Linked DNA regions of Homo sapiens: region 2 is linked to region 1. A link is a loop called in an ENCODE intact Hi-C map of the cell type or tissue named here. Cell type or tissue: tibial artery. All regions are shown on one strand. Each heading gives the region's core, and the rest is flanking DNA. Links, peaks and the distances in the headings are about the cores only.

What was found. Hi-C counts contacts between places; a loop is a spot of excess contacts. Peaks named below come from ENCODE experiments on the same cell type or tissue, not always from the same donor. Only the 100,000 strongest peaks of a DNase experiment are listed, where the experiment ranks them.
Region 2: a loop joins it to region 1, with 3 times the contacts of the local background. A loop is called at or near these places in 79 of 110 quality-filtered maps.

The regions. Positions count from the first base shown.
Region 1 is chr1:15,993,227-15,996,133 of GRCh38, reverse strand. It overlaps the pseudogene TBC1D3P6. Among named protein-coding and RNA genes, the nearest start is that of SRARP, 9.6 kb to the left of the region's middle. RefSeq lists a silencer at 1,342-1,491 and an enhancer at 1,398-2,238. In tibial artery, for the core only: a CTCF peak has its summit at 1,412 (motif pointing right); a DNase peak (open chromatin) is centred at 1,411.
Region 2 is chr1:15,814,377-15,817,283 of GRCh38, reverse strand. No RefSeq gene overlaps it. Among named protein-coding and RNA genes, the nearest start is that of UQCRHL, 8.2 kb to the right of the region's middle. In tibial artery, for the core only: a CTCF peak has its summit at 1,568 (motif pointing left); no DNase peak of the experiment used is centred there; H3K27ac peaks cover 763 bases.

The DNA.
Region 1 (2,907 bases), core at 153-2,652:
TTTAGTAGAGACGGGGTTTCACCGCGTTGGCCAGGCTGGTCTCAATCTCTTAACCTCAGGTGATCCAGCCGCCTCGGCCTCCCAAAGTGCTGGGATTACAGGCATGAGCCACCATGCCCGGCCCACAAATAGCCGCCATTATGTTACCATTGCCTATAGTACTTAGTACAGTAACATGTTGCAGAGGTTTGGAACCCAGCAGCAACCAGCTCTACTATTCAGCCCAGGTGTGTGTTTGGCTGTAGCCTCTGGAGGAAGCTAAGGAGAAGTGACCTAAAGGCAGAGGGTGAGTCTGAGGTGGGATCCCAGGACAGGTACAAGAAGTTAGGCAAAAGAGGATGAAATCTGAAAAAATTTCACTATGTTAATATAATTACTGCGTTAATAACTTTAGATAATAGTTAACATTATTATTTAGTTAACAGGATTGCACCCAAGATAAATTAATTTTTTTAAAGAGATAAATTCTCATTCTGTCACCTAGGCTGGAGTGCAGTGGTGCGATCATAGCTCACTGCTTCCTGGAACTCTTGGGCTCGAGCAATCCTCCTGCCTCAGCCTCCTGATTAGGTGGGACTATAGGCACACGCCATCATGCCTGGCTATTTTTTTTTACTTTTCTCTAGAGGCAAGGCCTACCTGTGTTGCGCAGGCTGGTCTCAAACTCCTGGGCTCAAGTGAACCTGCCTCAACCTCTCAAATTGCTGGGATTACAGGTGTGAGCCACTACAGCCAGCCCACATTTCTTAGTTTGGACAAATGTGCCATGGTAATGCAAAATGTCATTACTAGGGGCAGCTGGGTATAAGGTGTAGAGTACACTACAGTGTCTTTTCAATTTTTCTGTGTATCTAGAATCATTTCAAAAGTAAACATTTATTTTAAAACGTGAAAGTGTTTATCCTTCCATGAGTGTAAAGTACAAAAGACAGGCTCATGGTGTCAACGGAAGTCAGGACACTGGTTGTGGGGCCGGGGGCGCTGGAGGGGCTGGCCATGGTTGGCTTTGTGATCTGGGGGCTGGTGTGTTCCATCTGTGAATGTCTTTCGAGCTGCACACTTACCAGGGATGTAAGTCATGTCTTAATACATTTTCTTAAGTTTAACACCAAATAAAATGAGAATGAAAAGCTTGTTTGGGTTGTGGGGATTCGGTTGTTTATCCAGTCATGAGCCCTGGCCTAGATGCTTCTAGAAGCCTGGAGGGAACTGAGAACATTCCAAGTAGAGGTGGCAGAGCCAAGGCCCTGAGGTGGGAACACACTGCTGCATGTCTCTAGCTGTGAATGGGGTCCCCTAGTCGGAAGCAGTGCTGTGTGCCCTGCAGGGCCAGCAGGTCCATGTCCACATTATGGGTCAGTGCAGTGAAAGCCAATCTCAGCCCCCTCCGCAGTGTGACCAGCCTGCCAGCAGGTGGCCAGCTGGTCCATCCCAGGGACTGGGTGCAAGTCTCTTGTCAATAGAGAGGGCGCTCAGCCATGGTGTCAGCCTAGTGAGCCTTGGTAAGGGCCCGTGCAGGATGCTGAACCTCTTCCGTCCCCATGACCGTCTCAAGACCACTTGCTCGGTGGGCGCATCCAGCAGGCGTGGTGGCCGGGAAAGAAGCAGGCTGCATCCATAGGGCGTGCCATTTTGCTCGACTCAGGACCCAGAGCATCCTCCGTAGTAATTCTCTTCGGTGGGAGCACTGGGAACTTGAGCCACAGATACCTTCCAAGTCTGAGCTGCTGAGGCGAGGGCTGCAGGGCGCCCTGCTGTCAGGAAAGCCTGCACCAGCAGCTGGAAGGCACGTGGTGGGGGCGCCTGCTGTGGCTCCAGCAGTGGCTGCGAGGCTTCGGGATCTCACCCAGCTTCTGCGAGGTGAATTGTGACAGTGCAGAGCTCCGCAGTGCCAGGGTCCCCTGCATGGTCATGCTCACTGCAGCTGGGAGCCCACCACACCCCTGGTGCCCCTCACTTCCCAGGGCTGGGGTCTAGTCCAGACCCCTCTTGGCTTGGGAATTGTGCCTTGGGAGGGGGACACTGTCCCACAGGTTGGGACAGAGGCCCCAGGCATGCTGCTGGCTGGCCGGGGCTGCGGGGATGCCATGCTCACCTTTCTCTCTCGTGGCCTTGATGGGACTGGCTTCCCCATTGAACGGGATTTTCCGAGGTGTCTGGGGCTGTGGTGCAGCTTGCGGGGTGCCACCCTGACCCCTTCCAGACTTGCCAGTCACTGACCACCGAGCGGGCCAGACACAGGTGCCACGCTGCAGTCGGGGTATCTCCCGACCTCCCTTTTAGTCCTGATGGGCCTGGGCAGGGCCTGGTTTCGGGGTCCCCATGGGCTTCCTGGGCTAGGCTGTCCCATGGTCCTGGGGCTGTCCAGGACACATTTGGAAGGGACTTGGACCCAGCAGCTCTGTTCAAAATCATAACGGGGGGCAACGAGGGCCCCCCACATCCAGGTTCATAGGGATGGAGCCGTGGCATGGAGTTCCACTGGAGGAACCTCCAGGAAACCTGAGGTTCCCCCTGAGCCAGGGCCAGGCTGGGCACACCCTCAGTCCCCGGTGCCCCCAGAGAATGGCCTGCTGCCCTAGGTTCCATGGAAGCCCCCTCGTGCCACTGGGCCTTGGCCTCACAGATAGTCCCATCAGGACAGGGTATGAAAGGACGAGGCACCCATGGAGGGGAAGCTGACCAAACGGGCCACCCATGGCGGGGAAGCTGGCCAAATGGGCCACTGGAACCGAGTTGTTGGGCCAGGAGGGGCCTGCCTGTCCCCCTGCCAGAGGGTCTTCCTGCCAGGTGAAGCCAGCCCAGGCCTGGGTGCCAAGGACCCTTGCTCAGGTTTGGCTGAAAGAAACAGACGTGGTCAGCATCTCCAGTGAGCCCACGCAGTCCTTTCTTGGCCGGGCTCCACCT
Region 2 (2,907 bases), core at 264-2,763, 180 kb after region 1:
GTGGTGGCTCACGCTTATAATCCCAGCACTTTGGGAGGCAGAGGCAGGCGGATCACCTGAGGTCATAAGTTCAAGACCAGCCTGGCCAACATGGTGAACCCCCGTCTCTACTAAATATATTTTTTAAAAGATTAGCTGGGTGTGGTGGCGGTCGCCTGTAATCCCAGCTACTTGGGAGCCTGAGGCAGGAGAATCGCTTGAACCCGGGAGGCAGAGGTTGCAGTGAGCCGGGATCACATCATTGCACTCCAGCCTGGGCAACAAGAGCGAAACTTCATCTCAAAAAAAAGAAAAAAAAAAAGCTCAGTTCTCAGAAAATCTTAGAAGCCAAGTTCAGACTAAGGAAAGATATTTGCTGAGTAATGTGACTTGGTCCCCTTCCTTGTAAAGCCAGAAGTACCATATGTGTTTTTCTAAATAGCCCCACCAGATTTGTCTAGACATGACTGTGCCTCACGAAATTAACCATTCTGCCTCCGGGGATTTATGCATTCTCAGTGATGTTTCTCTCCATCATCTGATGTGATAGTCTGTACAAGTTTCCTATGGCCCAGTTCTGGGTCATGTTGAAGGATCGTGCCACATAATCTTAACTACTTTTTCCCCCACTGCCTTGTTCAACAACAATGGTAACACCCACAAAATATATTTGCCCTCACAGCAACACCAGTCCATCTTGCACCTGCACAGGACACTTTTTAATCTGAAGGATCTCAAAGCCCTTTGCATACATTAATTGTACTTCATAAATACCTCATTGCTTGCAAGCCCTACTAGCCCCATTTTATTACTGGACATCCCAGAATAAAGAGATGGAACCTCTAGTCTACTCAGAAAAGGACAAACCTGGGTCACGAGTCTACTTAAAACTGTCCCTTGGGCTCTCTGAGATCTAATTTTCTCCCTCTTCATGTTCCCCCAGTGCTCAGGAAACACTTAAAAGTATCTCTGGGGGCCGGGCATGGTGGCTTACAGCTGTAATCCCAGCACTTTTGGGAGGCCGAGGCAGGCAGATCACGAGGTCAGGAGATTGAGATCATCCTGGCCAACATGGTGAAACTCGTCCCTACTAAAATACAAAAAATTAGCCAGGCGTGGTGGCGTGTGCCTGTAGTTCCAGCTACTTGGGAGGCTGAGGCAGGAGAATTGCTTGAACCTGGGAGGCGGAGGTTGGTTGAAGTGAGCAGAGATCGAGCCACTGCACTCCAGCCTGGCAACAGAGCGAGACTCTGTCTCAAAAAAAAAAAAAAAAAAAAGTTTCTCTGGGTGGTTCTCTCAAATGCCTGTCTTGCCTTTGCCACTGATGTGGCCTCAGTGCTTTCCAGTCTAGCTAAATGTGGGGATTGTTTGTGCTTGAATTCACCTTTGTTGACAATTTGTCAAAAAAAAAAAAAAAAGGAAAACCTCTTACATTTACACTGGTGTGAATGCATATATATCATCATCAGAAGCAGTTGAGACACTTTCTAATGCATTTTTCTTTTTTTCGTTAGGACAGGACGATATATTCACTCTATTTTTGGGTCTCAGATAAGAGATTGTATTTTGGAGTCATCTTAACGAGTGCTGCCCTCTCGAGGTCACAGCTGCATCTGTGTGCAGCTGCTAGAACCTAGGTTAGACAAGAGTGAGAATGAGCAGAGATGAGGCATATAAAAGGACCAAGTAGCCATTGTCATGAGAAGCTGAGAAACCTTTGTTTAGCTGCTTTTATATGGTAATGAAGTGAAAAGAGCACCAATAGGGAGCCAGAGTTATTTCTGCCATTGACTCTGTGTATGATCTTAGGCCACTCATTTTCTCTGTGCCTCAAATTTCCCATCAATAGAAGGGGAGCTACTGGTCCAGCCCAGGGGCCAGCAAGCTTTTTTATTTTATTTTTTATTATTTATTTATTTTGAGATGGAGTCTCGCATGTTGCCCAGACTGGAGTGCAATGCAGACATAAAATATATATATATAAACAAATGAGAAAAAGTTTTATTCCCACTTTGGGAGGCCGAGGCCAGTGGCTCACCTGAGGTCAGGAGTTCAAGACCAGCCTAACTAACATGGTGAAACCCTGTCTCTACTAAAAATACAAAAATTAGCCGGGCATGGGGGCACACACCTCTAATCCCAGCTGCTCGGAAGGCTGAGGCAGCAGAATCGCTTGAACCTGGGAGGTGGAGGTTGCGGTGAGCCGAGATCGTGCCACTGCACTCCAGCCTGGGCAACAGAGTGAGACTCTGTCTTAAAAAAAAAAAAAAAAAAAAAAAAAAAAAAAGGTCAGGCGCGGTGGCTCATGCCTGTGATCTCAGCACTTTGGGAGGCTGAGGTGGGCGGATCGCGAGGTCAGGAGTTTGAGACCAGTCTGGCCAACATAGTGAAACCCCATCTGTACTAAAAAAACAAAAAATTAGCTGGATGTGGTGATGTGCACCTGTAATCTCAGCTACTCAGGAGGCTGAGGCAGGAGAATCACATGAACCTGGGAGGTGGAGGTTGCAGTAAGCTGAGATCGCACCATTGCACTCCAGCCCAGGTGACAGTGTGAGACTCTATCTCAAAAAAAAAAAAGACCGGACGCAGTGGCTCACGCCTGTAACCCCAACACTTTGGGAGGCCGAGGTGGGTGGATCACAAGGTCAGGAGTTCAAGATCAGCCTGGCCAAGATAGTGAAACCCCATCTCTACTAAAAATACAAAAATTAGCCGGGCCTGGTGGCAGGCGCCTGTAATCCCAGCTACTCAGGAGGCTGAGGCAGGAGAATCACTTGACCCGGGAGGCGGAGGTAGCAGTGAGCCAAGATTGCACCACTGCACTCCAGTCTGGGAAACAGAGCAAGACTCTGTCTCCCAAAAATAAAAAATAAAAAATTATTCCAATAAAACTTTTTTTGTGTGGACACAGATTTTTGAATTTCA